3 separate regions of the Homo sapiens genome follow, and all the other regions are linked to region 1. The links are chromatin loops, found by intact Hi-C in ENCODE. Cell type or tissue: heart right ventricle. All regions are shown on one strand. Each heading gives the region's core, and the rest is flanking DNA. Links, peaks and the distances in the headings are about the cores only.

The links. A loop is a pair of places that touch in the nucleus more often than their neighbours do. Peaks named below come from ENCODE experiments on the same cell type or tissue, not always from the same donor. Only the 100,000 strongest peaks of a DNase experiment are listed, where the experiment ranks them.
Region 2: a loop joins it to region 1, with 2.2 times the contacts of the local background. A loop is called at or near these places in 6 of 110 quality-filtered maps.
Region 3: it touches region 1 in a loop (3-fold over the local background); 15 of 110 quality-filtered maps call a loop at or near these places.

What each region holds. Positions count from the first base shown.
Region 1 is chr15:83,743,968-83,750,091 of GRCh38, forward strand. All of the region lies in intron 3 of ADAMTSL3 (ADAMTS like 3), which reads left to right. Among named protein-coding and RNA genes, the nearest start is that of ADAMTSL3, 93 kb to the left of the region's middle. RefSeq lists an enhancer at 930-1,099. In heart right ventricle, for the core only: a CTCF peak has its summit at 3,227; a DNase peak (open chromatin) is centred at 3,261; H3K4me3 peaks cover 551 bases; H3K27ac peaks cover 1,761 bases.
Region 2 is chr15:83,841,258-83,847,381 of GRCh38, forward strand. The region is part of intron 7 of ADAMTSL3 (ADAMTS like 3); the gene reads left to right. Among named protein-coding and RNA genes, the nearest start is that of ADAMTSL3, 190 kb to the left of the region's middle. In heart right ventricle, for the core only: no CTCF peak of the experiment used is centred there; no DNase peak of the experiment used is centred there; H3K27ac peaks cover 3,503 bases.
Region 3 is chr15:83,443,981-83,450,104 of GRCh38, forward strand. It overlaps SH3GL3 (SH3 domain containing GRB2 like 3, endophilin A3), which reads left to right and starts at 3,361. Exons shown (of 9, transcript NM_003027.5): 1 at 3,361-3,598. The coding sequence starts at 3,554. RefSeq lists an enhancer at 3,057-3,216. In heart right ventricle, for the core only: a CTCF peak has its summit at 3,064; DNase peaks (open chromatin) are centred at 3,321 and 3,831; H3K4me3 peaks cover 1,571 bases; H3K27me3 peaks cover 2,935 bases.

The DNA of each region.
Region 1 (6,124 bases), core at 729-5,728:
AGCCTCCTGAGTAGCTGGGACTACAGGTGCGTGCCACCACTCCCGGCTAATTTTTTGTATTTTTAGTAGAGACGGGGTTTCACCGTGCTAGCCAGGCTGGTCTCGATCTCCTGACCTCGTGATCTGCCTGCCTCGGCCTCTCAAAGTGCTGGGATTATAGGCGTGAGCCACTGCGCCCGGCCATATCTTTTTTATTTTAAAAAAAGGCAAATTTTCTTCATGTGGGAAGTTCATTTATATAGCATACTTAATTCTAATAGTTCCAGAAAAAGCAGGGCTTTGCTATATAGAGGAAGATAAAACCACACACGTGACTTAATATTTGCCAAAGACACCAAAAAATATTTTTTTCTAATTTACATACTTCAGATTCCATGATTTTCTCATTCTCACTCTGTGTAAAGTAGAATTTTCTATCTCCATTAGCTAAAATGAGCAAGAATTGCCATATGGACACTCAAGTACATGTTGTCTCTGAGCATTAATTTTCTTTTAAAAAATTAATTAATTTTAATTGGCAAAAATTGTATATATTCATGATGTACAACATGATGTTTTGAAATATGCATACATTGTGGACTGGCAAAGCTAATTAACATGTATTACTTCACATACTTATCATTGTTTTTATGGTGGGAACACTTAAAATCTCTTATCAATTTTCAAGAATCCAATACATCATTATTAAGTATAGTCACCTGTGTTGTACCGTAGAGCTCTTGAATTTATTTTACCTATCTAACTTAAATTTTGTATCCTTTGGCCAAATCTCCCTACTACCCTCCCCACAAATGAGCATTAATTTTCAGTCAGTGGTTTGTCAGCAGGACTGTCGTGTTTGGGGTGTCTTACATATGCCTTCCTAGAGAAGCCATTTGTGTAATGTCAAAAGAGTGTGTTTGTTTATTATATCGATGGGGACAGGAAGCAGGGAAACTCTGGGCATAAGAGGGCGGGTCCCTGGCAAAGGCCCCACCCTCAAGCCTGGAACCCCAGCCCAAAGTGAGAACATGCATTCCTGTTTTCCTCCTCGAATGTTTGCCTTTTCCAAAACCACCCATGGCCTGCCCTGCCCCACATCCTGGACCCCTAAAAACCCCAGGCTCAGCTGGCAGAGAGCAGAGAAGAGGAGAAGCAACTGGACATCAGAGAGAAGCGGCTTGACTTCGGCTGGGCGGCTTGACAACGTTGCTTCAGAGAGGAGTCCACATGGGGAGTATCACCTTCCTGGTCCATCCCCTTTCCAGCTCCCTTTCCTGATGAGAGACACTTTCGTCGGCAATAAAATCCTCCACTCTTCAATTCATTCATGCAACCTGATTTTTCCTGGACGCTGGACAAGAGCTTGGGTGCCATTTGTGTGGATGCTAAAGGCTGTCATGCTGACCCTCTGTCCTCATTAGCGGAGAGCAACCACCTCACATGAAAAGGCAGAGAGCCCACTGAGTGGCATAACACTTAAGCTGGCAAAGCTAAAAGAGCACTGACTGTAACAGTCCTTCTGGGGCTTCAGGGGTCATAGGTACTTCCTCCTAGACACTGCTGTGGAGTCTGAATGGAGTTTTGCTCCTGCCAGCACCCAAAAGCACTTGCCCCGGCTCCTGCACCTGCTCACCTGTGTGCTTCCTTCCATGAGGGGTTGAGTGCAATAGGTTCCAGAGAGTGCAGTCCACCCCTGCCAGCACCCAAGCGACTGGCTAGTTCTAGCACCCATGCACTCCAGTTCCCAGTCGAGAAGGGGGTCAAGGAAACATTTTCTGTTTCAAGATGAAGCTATCTACATTAATTCAATGAAGTGAAAAGTACATAGAGTGACACTTGGTTTATCTGGTGCCATTGGGCAAAATGTGTTATGAATAAATGCAATCTCATAAGTGCCTGTTGTCATGGAAAGAGGCTGTCTTTGGAACCAGACAAAGCTGTGTCAGGTACATTATCAAATGACTTTCACATAATCTCTTCTTTAATTCCACAACAACCCTCTATCAGTTATTAGTGTTGTCAGCTGCAGGGAACATAATGCCATGCCAAAGGCTGTTCTAACAAATAGGCCTGGGACAGTGGCTCAGTGATGCTCTCAAAATCCAGGCTCCTTTCCCTCTGTTCTTTGTACTCAGTGGGTTGGCCGTTCCTCTTATGGTTGCAAAATGGCACTGCAGCTTCAAGCACCACATTGAATTCCAAGGAAGAAAGGAGAGAAGAGGTATAGAATTGCCTATGTCCCTTTGTCTTATTAATCAAGAATGTGATGTTTGCCCAGAAGCACCGACAGAAAATGACCAGTTTTCCCATCCTCCCTTGCAGTCTGAGTGGCCATGTGAACCAGTTCTGGTCAATGACACGTAACTGGTTCACATGGCCACTCAGAGTGCAAGGGAGGCTGGGAAAGTGTGAACACTATAGTCTTGTTGACTTATGATTCACCACCTGGGGTTCTGTTAGCAAAAAAGAAAGGAGGGTGTGGATATTGGGTGTTAACTATCAGTGTCTGTCACAAATCCTCTGTTTGCTTTACCCATGAAAATGTTCGTATTTAAATACATAACTGGATCAAAATCACCAGCTCTTGAATGACAGAGTTAATACATCAACTGCGGTCTATTGCTCATGTTCCTGTTTGCAGTTAACTGGGAACCTTTTGGGTAATGTGAATGATATTTACAATGATAGTTACATGATGAAGCTAGTCTCTTGTGAAAACAGTATACTTCGGGTTGGAAGTAGTTTCTGATTTTTTAAAAAGTGAAGTCAGCCAGGCATTGTGGCTCACACCTGTAATCCCAGTGCTTTAGGAGGCTGAAGTGAGAGGATTGCTTGAGCCCAGGAGTTGAGGCTGCAGTGAGCCATGATTGTACCACTGCACTCCAGCCTGAGTGACAAAGTGTGACCTTGCCTCTTAAAAAAAATGAAATTTTCTTACTTATTAAACTGATGGAATAAATACTTTTCAGTTTGTACTAATGTAAGGCAATAATGTAATATATGGCAATAATATAAGGCAAAGCTTTGCTATGGATTTTCTATGGGGAGTGCGAATAAAAGGATTAGAACTTAGAACTTTCATATACTTTACCTCTGTGTGGACATCGAGAAAAATGCCAAGACTAATAGAAGTGATGGGTTAGATGGGGTTTAAGAGAAGGCTGCCCAGATGATATGGTGTTAGGTGTCACTTGGAAGTTAGGTTAGATAAGGAAGTGTTGGGCTGCCCTCTTGCTGCAAGTGTCTGAAATCCTAGTTAGCTGAGAGCCAGTTCTGGCCATTTCTGAGGTTTGCTGCCTCCCTAATCCCACACTTGCATCCTGTTCCTGTTTTGCTTTCCTCTGCTGCTCGTCTTTCACTTTCTCTTTCCTCACTTGGGAAGAGTGTTGAAACAACATTTCATTATTTGGCACTGCAAGGCAGTAGTAGTGTCCCCACTTTGGTCAGTTTCTGCTCTGGCAGGAGAAATGGTTTCAGTAAGTTTTTCCATTTCCTATTTGTTAGACTTCCTCTCAGGTACCCATCCAGATCTGTCCACAAGTGTGAGAGAAGGCTTGGACGCTGTTCCTCTCACCATTTCAGAGCAGTAGTGGAAGTGACCCTGTGCCCTGGCTGAAGGACATTCTCCAAGGTCAGCTTTTAAGTGTTCCCCTGGAGGACGAGAGGATTTATCTTTCCTTTTCAGACCATGTTCACATGTCATGAAATTCAAAATTTGGCCCTAACTGTTCATCATAGGTCCTTGTTTACTTTTTGTCTACTTCGTAAGAATGGCTGTGGTGCAGTTTTGTTTTAATTAAGACAAACCGATGTCTCCCAAACATCCATTGCTCTCTGTGAGAAAGAAACAAAAGGAACAGTTTTGCTTGGCTGTTTAAGGATGGAGAAGCGGATCTTATTTCAGAACATGGGTCATCCTAGATGGACGAGGGCAGCTCAGGGTGGAGCAGCCATGAGATCTGGCAGGTCCAGACTCCCTGGCACCAGAATGGCAGCTCTCAGCAAGTGTCTGCTTGGCGTCTCCTGGAGTCTTGTTGGCATGGAAGAGAGACCTTGTACAACATTCCTCATATGTCATTCCCCTTAAAGAAAACATTTCTTCTCCTTTCTGTCTTCACCTCCAATCCCATGTTTGAGAATACAAATCAAACTTATTCTCGTTCATTCTAAAGGGAGTAGCACATCAAAAGTACACTGCTCCTTTCTTCAGTGCCTCTTACAAGGAGCCTGTGGGGATAGCAGCACTCTGCCCTTAGGGAACTATAGTCTAGCAGGGAAAGAAGAATGACATATTAGTTGAAGTGGATCGTCAGTTCAAGATTGGTTACATCTTCATTATCAAGATTGTCATCCTTCATTGATCACTCACTGTGTAGCAATGTCATGATGCTAGTTCTTAGGGATACAGAGTAGGCAGGCTGGGCATGGTGGCTCATGCCTGTAATCCCTATACTCTGGGAGGCCAAGGTGGGAGGATTCCTTGAGCTCAGGAGTTTGAGACTAGCCTGGGCAACATGGCGAAACCCTGTCTTTACAAAAAAATACACAAAAAGTAGCCAGGCATGGTGGTATGCACTTGTAGTCCCAGCCAGTTGGAGGCTGAAGTGGGAGAATCACTTTACTCTGGGTGGTCAGGGCTGCAATGAACTGAGATTGTGCCAATGCACAACAGCCTGGGTGACAGAGCAAGACCCTGTCTCAAAAAAAAAAAAAAAAAAAAAAATACCACACACACAAAGAAGCAAGGAAGGAAAGAAAAGAAAGAAGAAAGAAACACAGCATGCATTTGTGACTTCACATACCTAAGAAGGAATTATTGGTATGAGGTGGTTCATATTAATGTAAAATAAGTGAACTGATCTATATTTGCTACAGGACTTGTAAAGAGGAGTGGCCTGGGGAGTAGACCTTGAAAGACAGTGGGAGCCGGTATTTGGGGGCTGGGAGTGTTGCATGCTGGGTTTTCCAGGGAGCAGACCCTGAGAGGAGTTTAACATGCAAGATGGTTACTTGGGAGTTTCTTGGGATTGACACTCATGGAAGGAAGAGAATGAAGCAGGATGAGCAGTGGGAGGTGTCAAACTGAAATGCAGCCCCAAAGAAAGCCTTGGCACAGCCCACAAGAAACTCTGGAACAAGAATAGCATTTAGAGTTGTCCTAAGTTGGACTGAGCTGTCCTAAGTTAGACCCCTGCTTTGCTGAGTCACTGAATGTGTCCACAGGTGTGAGAGAAGGGCTGGATGCTGTGCCTCTCTCACAGTTGCAGGGCAGTAGTGGAAATGACTCTGGCTGAAGGACATTCTCCAAGGTTAGCTTTTAATTTTCCCCTGGCCAGGGATGTGACCCTCAGAGAGATGCCTTCCTGCAACTAAGTCAACCACCGAAAAGACTGATGGCTAAAGGCTGTTTGATAGTACACTCTTGCAGCTAAGGCAACGAGAGCTTTATTGATGGGGATTCTGGGCAGCTGTCAACATGTCACCATAGGAAGAATGGCATAAGCAAATGCATGCAGAACAGTTCTGATGAGCTGTGATGGACAGAACAATTGGACTGCAGTGGCTGTTACATTTGGAAGTGCAGTAGGAGGTGATGTTAGAGTGTTAGTAGGACGCAGGTGGAAGGTTCTAACTGCCCAGCTAAGGACTCTGAACTTTGTCCTGTGGACATTAAGAAAACACTAGATGGTCTGAGCAGTGGGGAGGTGTTACTAAGGTGTGAAATTGTGTTTTAAAGGGATACATCTGGCCTAGATGTAGAGGATGAATAGTAGTGGCAGGAGGTCCAAGGCAGGAAGATGGCCATAGACTAGTAATTCATGAAAGCGAATAGGGTGGGTCTCGAAAAGAGTCCTGGGTTGCAAGGTGAAATAACTGAGTTCTCATTCAAGCTCTTTGTCATTGACTTGACTGTGTAGGTCTTCCTCTTGGACCTCAATTTTGCCATCTGTAAAAATGATAAGCTCAGAAGTCCCTTTCCAGATGTAACACTTTGTGGTTCTACCTTAAAGTGATCTGTTCGTTTGTGTTCCTTCAACTGCGTGCTCATTGAAAGATGTTGAAGACTAGTGTAGTGTGAAACCAGACTTCTGGAAACTTTATTTTGGATATTTGTTTATTAACTGATTCCTCCACTCTATGG
Region 2 (6,124 bases), core at 755-5,754, 97 kb after region 1:
TTTGGATAATGTCCTGCCTATTTTACAGATGAGGAAACTAAGGATGAGAAATGTTAAGAAACATCTCCCATAATTAATTATGAAAGGAAATATTGGGAAGTGGTTAAGAAATTGGGGTCCGGAGCCGCCAGCCTTCCAGGGTTAAGTCCTGGGTCTGTTGCTTATGAGCTGTGCAGAGTTATTTAAGTTATTTCACTTCCATGGGTATCTTGGATCTCTAATTTTAAACTGGGAATAACAACAGTACTGCCTTTGTAGAGCTGTTATCAGGATTTAAAAGATCAATCCATGTTGAGAACTCCAAATAGCGTAGTAACTAGAGAGTACTCAGTAAATGCTAGCTGCATTTTTGTTAAAAATATTACCCATTGGGATACTAAAGGATGTCACACTGATACGGGAGGGGGGGCAGGAAATTGAAGGGCGGGGTTCCTGGCTAGGGCTCCGCCCTTGGGCCTGTGCCCACTGGCCTGGGTGAGGACAGGGACTCTGAAAACAGAGTCCCTGTCCTCACACCCAAATGTTGCATTTTCCAAGGCCACTCTGGCCTGCCATGCCCCCCATTCTGTGTCTATAAAAACCCCAAGACCCTAGCAGTCACACACACAAGTGACTGGATGTTGAGAGGAACACACTGGCAGAAGAACACACAGACGCCGACAGGCCATTGACAGTGGAACGACAGAGACTCAGGGGGAAATTTGGCCGAGGGCGGACGGACGAGATCCTAGCTGCTAAGCGACCCGACTCCAGGGGAAGACCACCTTCCCACTCCATCCCCCTTCTGCCTCCCCATCCCCCTTCTGCCTTCCCATCCATCTACTGAGAGCTACCTCTACCATTCAATAAAACCTTGCACTCATTCTCCAAGCCCATGGTACTGGAAAAAATGGATCACACATGGGCTTGGAGAATGAGTGCAAAGGTTTATTGAATGGTGGAGGTAGCTCTCAGCAGATGGATGAGGAGGCAGAAGGGGGATGGAGTGGCAAGGGATACAGAAAGCGCTGCGATACCGAAAGCCCTCTGTCCTTGAGAAAAGGCAGAGGTTCTAACTGAGCTGATTAACAGAAGCCACCTGCGGACAGCTAAGCTGAAAGAGCACACTGTAACACATGCTGGAACTTTGGGAGCTGTAAACATTCAACTCTAGACGCTGCCTTGGGGTTGGAGCCCCAAGCTCCCCATAACCTGCCCGTCTGCATGCTCCCCCTAGGGGCTTGAGCTGCTGGGCACGGAAGAAGCAAGCCACTCCTCCTGTTGCATGCCCTGAGAGGGGGATAAGGGAACTTTGCCCCTTTCAATACCTCTTACATACTTTAAGTGTAAATGTGGGTATTTGTAAACATATTTGAAAATCAACAATCAGTCCGTCTGGGGATTGATTTTAAGAGAGCTACTGCTTGGTATGGAGGAAAACGTTGAAAGTGTGAAAACAGAGTGATTGTAGGACAAACCAAAGTTTTAGGACTCAGATCAGTGAACACAGTTTGAAGAGAGGCTATACTGAGAAGTGTTCATCCAGGAAGGCATGTGGATGAGGGGAGTAAGGGAGAAAGACAATAGCCAGATCCCGGTGTAATGGAAGTACGTAGAGTTAGTGTTGGCCTTAGAAAGTTTGGAAATCTCATCAGAAAATACCTCGTTTTGTCAGGGTCCAAGAAAGATTAGAACTTGAGATAATTCTAATTGAACCAGGGTAAATGCCAGATGAAATTGTGCCAAAGGGCAGTCTTATTTGGAGAAGTGTGCAGAAGAGGTACTGAAATGCAAGGTAGTTCATTATTCTCTCTCTCTCTGTCTCTTGATTTTCAGCTTTTGGATTACATATGCTTTTGAGAATCTATTAAAAGTTATGCATTTTCTTTCCAGGAAAATGCATGTGTATTTATAAGCCCCACATTTGCCATTCTGATTTTTTTGTGGGGTTCTCAGACCCCTGATGCCTGTTTAGGACATTCCAGGTTAAGAACCCCTAAAATGTCCTTTTTTTTAAAAAAAATCAATTTCTACGTAGAAAGGGGAACTGGAGGGCACAGATCCTTCAGTGCAGGGCATGAGTGACATGGTATAAGCCAGGAACATCCCACAGGATGCTGGCATGTTATCAGGTTCCGTATGCATGCGCTTGAGCTAAGGCTAAAGGTAGCAAAGATTCCTGCCTGCGTGAAAACACAGTCCTTCACCATCTTGATTCTAATTATGGCCCCATCATGTTTGTTACAGCTCTGAAACTGACCAGCTGAAGCTGTTTTTGGCTGGGATTTTTTCCCTAGGCCATATGGAAGCACTTCCCTATAATCATGCTTTGTGTGAAAGAAATGTAGGAAATGAAGCCATGTCTCCCCCTGAGTGTGCATCACTGGAGCCTGCAGAATCTACGCAGCTCCTACATCCACACCTTGCCAAGAATTCATTCCAATCTTCCCTGGGACTCACCCTGAGTCAGGACATGGCAACGAGATGCTGTTGGCACAGCCCTGCACTGGAGAATGTGCACAAGGCTGCACACAGAATATCATTTCCATCACGCAGTGAGGCAGACACAAGGTGTAAGAGCCTGGAGCCAAAACCTTTGCTATGAAAAATATCAGAAATTTATCCAGATACAACATACAGATTTCCTGTTCAGAGGGAGGAGGAGAGAGACGGAACTGACAACCAACATAAACAGCTTTGGATGTTGGAAAAGGAAACTAGAGGCCACTCAGGTATTAAAGAGAGAAAGCTGTAAAAACAACAACAAACATATCTGTTTAGAGAGTCTTGACTTGGCATTTAGAAACTTAGTTGTATTTCCAGGTTTGTTCCTTATTTTGGTCTTGTCCACATCAGGGCACACGTGTGTGAGGCAAATAAACAAGATCGGCTTGTCTATTCTAAGCTTTTTGTCCATTTTTACATGGTGGCAGCCAAGCCTATTGATACAGTGATACCTAAGGCCAACTGGGAACACCAGCATTTTGCTCAAGTTTTGGCAGTATGAAGATAAACACACACTCTTCTAATGCATTCCTTGACACAAATAGAATCCTGGGCTAGGTGGATCATGGGGCTGCCTCACAGTGTAATTCTTAAGATTTTTTCCCTTCATCCACTGTTCATTTCTCCTTTGACTGTCACTCCCAAAAACCATTTACAAATTTAACTTATTCCATAGCAAGGAAGATTGTGTAGGATATAAAGGGTCTGCTAACATGGTAACATGAATTGGTTTTCATTCTCCTGTCTTCCCACATCATCTCTTTCTACCTCCACATTCGTCTTTCTAGGGTGAGATTCTGGCTGGTCATACTCTTCTATCAGAACTGCGATTGAGAAAGGAATATTCAAACCAAAGACCCTGTTCCTTTTAATGGAATTAAAAGTTTCACCCTCCTCCATTTAATTCAGCAAGGGAGAGTGTGGCCTGGAAGGAAGACTCTGTGACTAGAAATAAAGACTCCTGGGTTCTAGTCCTTGCCTAGCTCTTTTGCATGGTTTTGTTTGTCTTCTGGCCCTGTGCATGAAGAGAGATAATGGAAAAATAGCATGTAGACTGTGTTGCAAAGGAATGTCATAGATTGTATTTTACATGGAGAAGCAGACAGACTGTGAACTCCCTGGCCTCTTCATGAATCACCTTACACCTATGATGAAATCCGCGTCCCTCTCCAAAGCCTTTAAAGCCTGTATCATCTGGCCCCTGTGTTACATCATGTGCTGCCATCTGCTCCTCATTCCCTAATCCCCAGTTACACTGGCTTTCTGGGAGATTCCAGAATGTCAGGTGCCCATTCCCCCGATGGGCCTTTGCACCGACCCATCCCTGAACCTGGACCATGTGTCTCCCTGCTCTTCAACGTAGTTACCTCTTTCTCAACGTTGAGCACAAGTGTCGCCTCCTCAGAGAGGCTTTCTTTGACCACTCTACGTAAAGTAGGCCCTTCTCTTTTCTGTTTAGTTCTTGCTTAGCCTTTAGGGAAAGAAGTGGTTATTTCATTTATTTGTCTAGTTTGCCTCTCCCACTAGTAAGCTTTGCAAGAGCAGGCACCATGTCTATGATGTCCACCATTTTATTCCTAGTGCTAGTGCAGTACTGAACACATCCTAGGAGCTCAGTTAATGTTGAACAAATGAATACATGGCCTTCGCTGGAGATGATTCTGCTTCCTGTTATGATTTCAGTGGGACTAAATGATATTGTGCAATAGAACTGGACTGGAAGCCAAAGACTGGGGTAATAACCTCAGTTTGGCCTCTGACAATCTATCTTCTTAGGCAAGATGCTTCACTTACTGCGACCTCAACTTTTTCATCTGCACAGTGAGCATGGACAATTTATAAGAAATCTTCTAGCTCTGAAAATCTATTAAGTGTGTGTAATTTGTTCATTGTTAAAAAAAAATAGATCTTAGGATTGAATGGAGTTTAGAGAAAGAAGTCCCAGGAACTTATATGAAGCAATTTTCCAAACTTTTAATAAAGGGCTTGACAGTGATGGCTTGTCTTTATTCTTAAAGGGCCCAGGAAATTTTAGATACACCACAAGAATGAGTTGGTGTGAGGTTTCCTCTTATCTCCCATGAACTGCTACTTGGTTGCCTTTTAACATGTTATTGTCACAACCTGCAAGAGGGAGGTTTAGTTTTTGCACTGACCCCCTCATTGGTATGTGAGCTCCTCAAGAACCTCATGCACCTGGCCCAGTACCTGGCACCCAGTATGTTTCCAGTAAAGGTGTGTCGACTTGACCTACACAGAATTGAAGAGCCCACTTAGACCAGCATCCCTATGGAAGCAGTCCTTGAGGAATGTGAATTAAAATCAGAAGCAGCTTATTAGTAGCCAAGCACTGCAACACCCGTGGTCACCCAGGAGACCTGACACCTGCTGACCAGCTGAGAGCACTGGGATTATTAGTAAAAATACTTATTGGGAAAATAATAGTAATAATAATGGCCCCCAGGGTTTGTATGCTTACACTGTGCTATGTATTTGTTATGTGTGACATTATTTATTCTTAACATAACCCTGCAAGGTAGGTACTACTATACCCTCCCCATTTAACAAATGGAGAAATAGGCTCAGTGAAATTAAGCACCTTGGTCAAGGTCTCACAACTGGTGAGTGGTCAAGATGGTTCTGACCTCAGAGTTCATGTGCTTAACCACCCTCCCAAAGTGTCTTCCAAGGACGGCGAGATGAGCATGAGGCGAGAGGTGCACCGAGGCTTAGAGTGGTGGGACAGGGAACAAAGATAGCACAGAAATGGAGTCAGAGGGGAGCAAAGGCTGCCTCAGCCAACCCACCCCTTGTTTCCCCTTGGCAGAGCCCAGCCAGCTCCATGGTTCCTAACCCAGGGTGCACATCAGGAGCACTTGGGGAACTTGTCCCATGTTCTAATCCTCAGGCCCCACCCTAGAATTTTGAGGGGTAAATCTGGGCAATTGCAGGTTGCCAAACTTCCCAGGTGGCCACTGGTGCATGCCTTTGGTTAACGCCTCTGCTTTTCAGTGTCTGATGCCCCACTACAGAGTCAGAAGGCAGATGACTGTTTTATCCTCACCAGCCTCCTGATTTCTTAGAGGCAGTATTATAAAGGGCAGAAAATGAGAGTTACACTATGATGCTCGAGAACATCTGGACAGATATTTGTTATTAGATGCTGTGTGACATAGTCCCATCTCCTGCATGCTGTTCCAAAGCTAGCCCTGCCAATAAGCACAGAGGCATACATTATTGGTCAGTCTGCCTGTTACCATGGTCTTTTGAGGTAAAGGCAGTTTAGGCCAGTAAATAAACATACGTCAGGTTGGGAGCAGATGTTTCTGCATAGGAGCTAAGGGCTGAAGATACTCATTTGCAGATTGAGCAATCAGAGACTTTAGTAATGTGGCCTAACAGCTCAAGGCATGCTGGTCAGTTTTCAGTTTGCAGCCGATTGTTCTCAACAAGGCAAAGCTCTGCTGTGTTCCTTCCTTCTTTTGTAAAAAATTTGCTGTTAATTTCCTACATTTGCTTTTTCTACTTTTGCTTACTGGCATACTGCATTTTTCTCACCCCCATTTGCAAAGTAGTGTATAGACAGTCCTCCAGCTGCAGAATCAGTGTTGCTACCCATTGACTTTTCCTTTTTTCGCCT
Region 3 (6,124 bases), core at 755-5,754, 300 kb before region 1:
ACACACTCTTGTTACAGATGAACTAAAAAACTGTACATTAGAAACACAAAATGAACAGTATTTCAAACCTCTATGATATGTGTTTACAATGAAACATGACAGGCTATGTTTAAAAAAAACCTTTCAAGACATGTTATTTGACGATAGTATCACAAGTCTAGAATTTAACATAGAATAAATTTTAAAAAATCAAACCACCTAGAAAAGGTTTTTTTTTTTTTTTTTTTTTTTTTAAACAGAGTCTCACTCTGTCGCCCAGGCTAGAGGGCAGTGGCACCATCTTGGCTCACTGCAACCACCACCTCCTGAGTTCAAGTGATTCTCCTGCCTCTGCCTCCAGAGTAGCTGGGACTACAGGCATGCACCACCATGACCAGCTAATTTTTTTAATTTTTTTTATTTTTGAGACTGAGTCTCACTCTGTCGCCCAGGCTGGAGTGCAGTGGTGCGATCTTGGCGCACTGCAAGCTCCGCCTCCCAGGTTCATGCCATTCTCCTGCCTCAGCCTCCCGAGTAGCTGGGATTACAGGTGCCCGCCACCACGCCTGGCTAATTTTTTGTACTTTTTAGTAGAGATGGGGTTTCACCGTGTTAGCCAGGATGGTCTCGCTCTCCTGACCTCGTGATCTGCCTGCCTCGGCTTCCCAACGTGCTGGGATTATAGGCGTGAGCCACCATGCCCAGCCTAGAAAAGCTTTTTAAAAAATTATCCTGAATAACATTTGGATCAAAGAGGAACTCAAAACTGTAATGACAAGTTTTATTTAGAAAATAGGAGATCCATATCATTCATGAAAACAAGGTATGAAACCAAAGCCATACTCAGGAGGAAAATTTATAGTTTTATAAAAATAAATAAAAGACATGAGATTAAGGATACCCAAATACACTTTAATGGGCATTTGTTGTTGCTTATATATATTATTTTTATATATATTCTCTAATATATATTATATATTCTCTAACATGGTATATATTAAAGAATGTATATATTATATATATATAATATATGATATAATATATATATATATAAAATTTGGCTGCCTAACCTCTGAAGCTTCCTCCTATAGTAGGGAAATCTGCCATGGAGTGAATCCACCAATCAGATGCTGCCCTTGCTACTATGCAGCTGGAGTGACTGCCTGAAAGGGCAGCCTTCATTCTGGTAGCCATGGCCAGGGCTCAGTGGCAGAGCCAGCATATCCCAATCAAGCTGTTCCTGGACACCCTGTGGATCTCAGTGCTCAGATTCCTAATTCCTGCTCATCCCCTCCACCTTGTTCCCTACACCCCTCCTGTGAATCTCCAGGCTGCCTGACATCCTTCTCCAATACATATTTTCCAGCTTATGTTAGCTAGAGTCAGTTTCTATTGTTAAAACCCTCAAACTCTCACTAGTCTTCTGAACAAAAGTGAAGGAAGGAATGTGTAAGAATAATGAAAGAAAAATCAATGAGAGAGAAAAATCTGTAGCAATGATGAGTACCTTCAAAAATATTTTGAAAGACCAATAAAATCAGCAAACCTCCAATAAATCTATTCACTGAAAAAATTAAGACAAATCACAAAAACTTTTACAAAGGAGAAAATGTATATGAAAGATTCTGAAGTTTAAAAAGTATGATCTTCAACTCTATACTTGATTAATGAAGGAGATAAATTACCAAAATCAACTGAAGTGAGAAACTTGAATGTACTAACGACTGTGGAGGAAATGCCAATAAACTGTTTGAAAAAAAAGCACCCCCCTCCTCCCAAAGGGCACAGAGCCGGATTGGTCTAGGGGGAGGTACCATAGAACCGGTGCTATTTAAACCTCTCTGGAGCATGGAGAAAGAGGAAGCTGAGCAGCCCTGAATAGCCTAGGACAAGAGAGACCTGCCAATCCTGGACTCCAGCTGCAGCTGGCTCTCTGCCTTATGTAGTGGTTGGCCTGCGGTGAAGCCCACTGTTGAGAGGCATTTGAACTGTTGTATGGACAGGTCATCTTGCTACGCCATTCTGACCCAGCTGTCACCACCCTCACACTTTTTAGTTATCTATCAGTGGCTGGTGTCAGGCAGGTAAGCCCACAACACTCACCCAAGTCATGCTCATTAACCCTCTGACTGGCTGCCCTTATCCCACGATCTCCACTAAGTTCAAGCATTTTTTCCCCAGTATCAGAGGAGGAACACTGTTTATTCCAGTCTACATGCTTCAAGTAGAAGTGAGGAAACCAAGGCCCAGAGAGGTGTGTACTTACTTGCCCAGTCCTCACTAGGATGAAGTCAGGGTTAGGACTAGCCCCGACTGGGCGCTGGGAGCTAACAGCTAGGGGAGGAACTGCATGACTTTTGTCCTGGAGAAATGTTATGGCAGGTGGACACCAGGGCACAGGCATATACCCGAAGTGTCCAGGGCAGACAGGGACTGCTCGTCACCCCAGATGGGACCTGCTAAGGGCCCAAAAAGAGACTGAAGGTGGGAAATGTTTTTGTTTTTCAGTGTGAAGCGTTGCCAAACATATATTCTAGGTTTGGGAATCCTCGGGACCTTTGGAAGCCAGATTCAGCGAAGATGCTGTACCTTTTGGGGATAGCTCTAACACGAGGTTAACGCAATGCTCCATGTCCCTGGCTGGGCTTAGCTGTGAGTGCGTCGACCTCTGGACTCTGTGCAAATGGACACTCTGTAACTGACACAGCTGGTAGGGGTTACCGAGAGAGCTGGGTTCCTGGTCTGGTGGACTCCGCCGGATATGCAACGAGCTCTTTATGGCACCTTGGAGATGGTTGCTTTTAGTGCCGTTGACAGCGGGCTCAGAGCACCAAGTGAGCTAGCACCGTATTTATTAGTAAATTACTCCATAACTCTAGGGCTCCCAGAAGACCAAAATCATTTGAGCAGATTGCACCCAGAGCACCGCGTGGAGAGAGAAGAAAGCCCGCCACCCACAGACCGCTTCCTCCTACCACAGGTCCCCCATCGAGTTGCATTTGTTGTCCCTCCCTAGGCGCATTTCTGAGCCTTCCTTTCTTAAACATACACCGAGCGAAAATGCGCCGGAGGGAGGCGATGTTGCCTGTGAGCCAAAGCCGGTTCGGCACCAAGACAGAAGCAGAGAGAACTGATCTCTCTCCCGGTACCCATGACAATCTCAGAGCTAGATCTATATCGTCCCGCGCCCAGCAAGAAGCACTGTGTGACTGTACTCCCCCGACCCCCAGGACATCCCCACGCCCAGCTTCCCAGGCCGGTCTTCTGCGCGGCTCAAGTAGCCCAGGTCTCCACGCAACAATGAAGCGTGGGCGGCCCCAGCAGCTTCATTTGCATATCGCCGCGGCTTGGCCAATGGGCTGCGCAGGGGCTTTGGAACGCAGTGTTGCCATCGGCGTGCGCGCGTGTGTGCGAGTGTGACAGCGGCTGTGGCTGTGGCCGTGGCCGTGGGAGGCGGGCCCGGCGGAGCCCAGCCGCGGGGGGACCGGCCCGGGCTCCCGCTCCCCGAGCGCGTCGCGGCCGCGTGGCCCAGCCGAGCCTTGAGACCACCCCGCCCCTGCCGGTCGCAGTCGCGATGTCGGTGGCCGGGCTGAAGAAGCAGTTCCACAAAGCCAGCCAGGTAGGGAGGCGCAGAGGAGGGAAGGAGGGAGGGGGACGCGGAGGCTGCGGCCCCCCGAGGCTCCCGGGCCTTTGGGACTCCTGTTCCCTGAAGGGCCTCTCTCGGGGCTCAATTTCTTCCCGCCTAGGAGGGCGCGAGGGTGGGGTGAGGGGCCGCCTGCTCTCTCCTCGGCGTCTTGGCGCCTTCTCCTTCCCATTCCCTGGCCCCCGGCTCTGCCCTGGGCCGTTGTAAATCGGAGAGATTCTGCGGAGCGGAGGGCAGAGGTGGCGGCCGCGGGGACTCGGGAGGCGGAGACGGAGTGGGCGTGGGGGGGCCCCTACCCGCGCGAGGGGAGGACGACCACAGGGAGTACGATGCCGGCAGGGCCTCCCCCGAGTCTCCAGCCGTTTGGTTGGGAGAGCCTCGTGGGGGGCCCATCCTCCACCGGCCACCGGCGCCTCCAGAGATGCTGTGTATTTGGCGCTTGGCTGTGTCCCGCTGAGCTCCCCGCGCGCGCATCGAAATGGCCCCGTCTGGACTGTGCCCGGCTCCCCGGCTGGGGCTCTCTACCGCGGTCCTTCCCCTCCCCACCGTCTTCCCGGTGTCGGCCCGGGGCTGGGCATCACGCTTCTGCTCTTACAGAGCTGACAGCCTGCAGGGGAGACACGGAGACAGACACGTAAACAAACAGTGCTAGACACACCTCCACGCACAGAGGATGACAAATAACACAGTGGGGGCGTCAGGGAGAGCTTCCCGGAGGAGGAGACATGTCATTTGAGAATTAAGTATGAGGAAGAATTATGGCTGAGGGTGTGGGATGATAGGAGGAAAGCCGTTCTGAGCAGAGGAAACAGGAAAACAGGAGGGGAGACATGAAATTGATGTGTGTGTGTGTGTGTGTGTGTGTGTGTGTGTGTGTGTTGATGACAAGCAAATTTGTTTTTCAACATCAACATTGCAGGCTCTTCCAGCTATGGCAGAGCTCACGTTGTAAAACCTGTTCCCCACCAGCACCGCTGGGTCTGTTGCTTCTCACCACCTCTCCCCGCAACCCCAGCCCCCATTTTGCTAGAGCCAGGGTAGACAGATTTCATTCAACGTCCACATTTGTGGTGAGGTCTCATCCTGCTTCTCCCACAAATTGGCCCATAGAAAGCAACTGCAATTAGAAGATTCTCTTCTTCTAGCCCCAGTTCCAGGCTGAAAGGCACTGCTGTCCCCTCACTCACACTCTTTCCATATGGAAACTGGGTGATGCTGTTTCTAGCTGGGGGCACTGGGTGGACAGTGGTGCTATTCAAGGTGTTAAGGAGCCCTGGAGGAGAGGCTATTCAGGTGAGGGTGGAGATGATGGATTCACCACTGAACCCAGGGACTTTGAGGGGTCTTTGGGACATTCACATGTCACTGGCCTGGGTTGGGGTGCATATCCTGACCTGCAGCTCAGGGGGTGAGGCTGGTACTGGAGCTACAGATTTTTGGTGATTTCCAGCCTAAGCGGAGATTTAAAAATGTATGTGTAGACAAAAGTGAGAAAAGGCACAGCGAGTTAAAGGCAGACTCTAGACAGCACCCCCATTTAGGGACAATGTTTAGCCCAGTAATTGTTGAGCAGTGACCACTCAATAAATATTTATTGAATAGATGAAATTTTGGGGTGGCACAACACAGGAAAGAAAGAACTCGTAGATGACAGGAGAGAGAAGACCATCATGGAAGGGGGACATTTAAAGGCAGGAGCAATCAACAAGTGCTTCAGTGAGCTAGGTATTGTGGAGTGTCCTCAGCTGGTACAGCCAGGAGGCCGAGTGCTGCTGTGAGCAGAGCAGAGCAGAGCAGTGCCAGAGTAATCGCTGGCTGTACTTGTTACATTGGCTTCCTTAGCACTGGCAGGAAATGAACCTCCTCTTTTGAAAACTTTTCCTTTATTGGGTATGGACTTCACAGGGGCAAATCTCAAAGATAAGCAAATCTCAGAGATAACGTAAGCCCTTGGGTGATTTAAGTTGGTTTCTGACAGTAACCAGAATGAATGGTTGAAATCCTTGGAAGTTATTGGCACTGGAGAAATATTTTGCTAGTCATGGGTAGTTTGGTTTAACTACCTGTAATCAGTACATTAAAAATGAAATGAACAGAACGTCTTATTTAGTCTTTTTTTTTTTTTTTTTCGCATGAGCGGAAATAATTTATGACTTTACCTGAAAGGAGAGGCATCACAGATTCTCTCTGGGCTTCATAGCCATGTTTTGTGGTTAAAAGTACTCAGTAGATATGTTTTAATATGTTCTAGAAGTCTTTCTAAAAAATCTTGCAATGCAACAATTTGGTGGAGAAATCAGACCGGTTTAATATAATATGAGGGAGCTCAATAATAAAAAATGCCAGATGTTTTTCTCAGACAACATTTTAACAGCAGGTTTTAATTCATACAGAACTTACCTGGGGCAGGGGAAGGGAGCCCCAGATGATGTCAATGGCTAAAATAATTTCCAGGGATCTAGGTCTGGCTCAGCCACTGACCAGCTCTGTAACCTTGGGAAC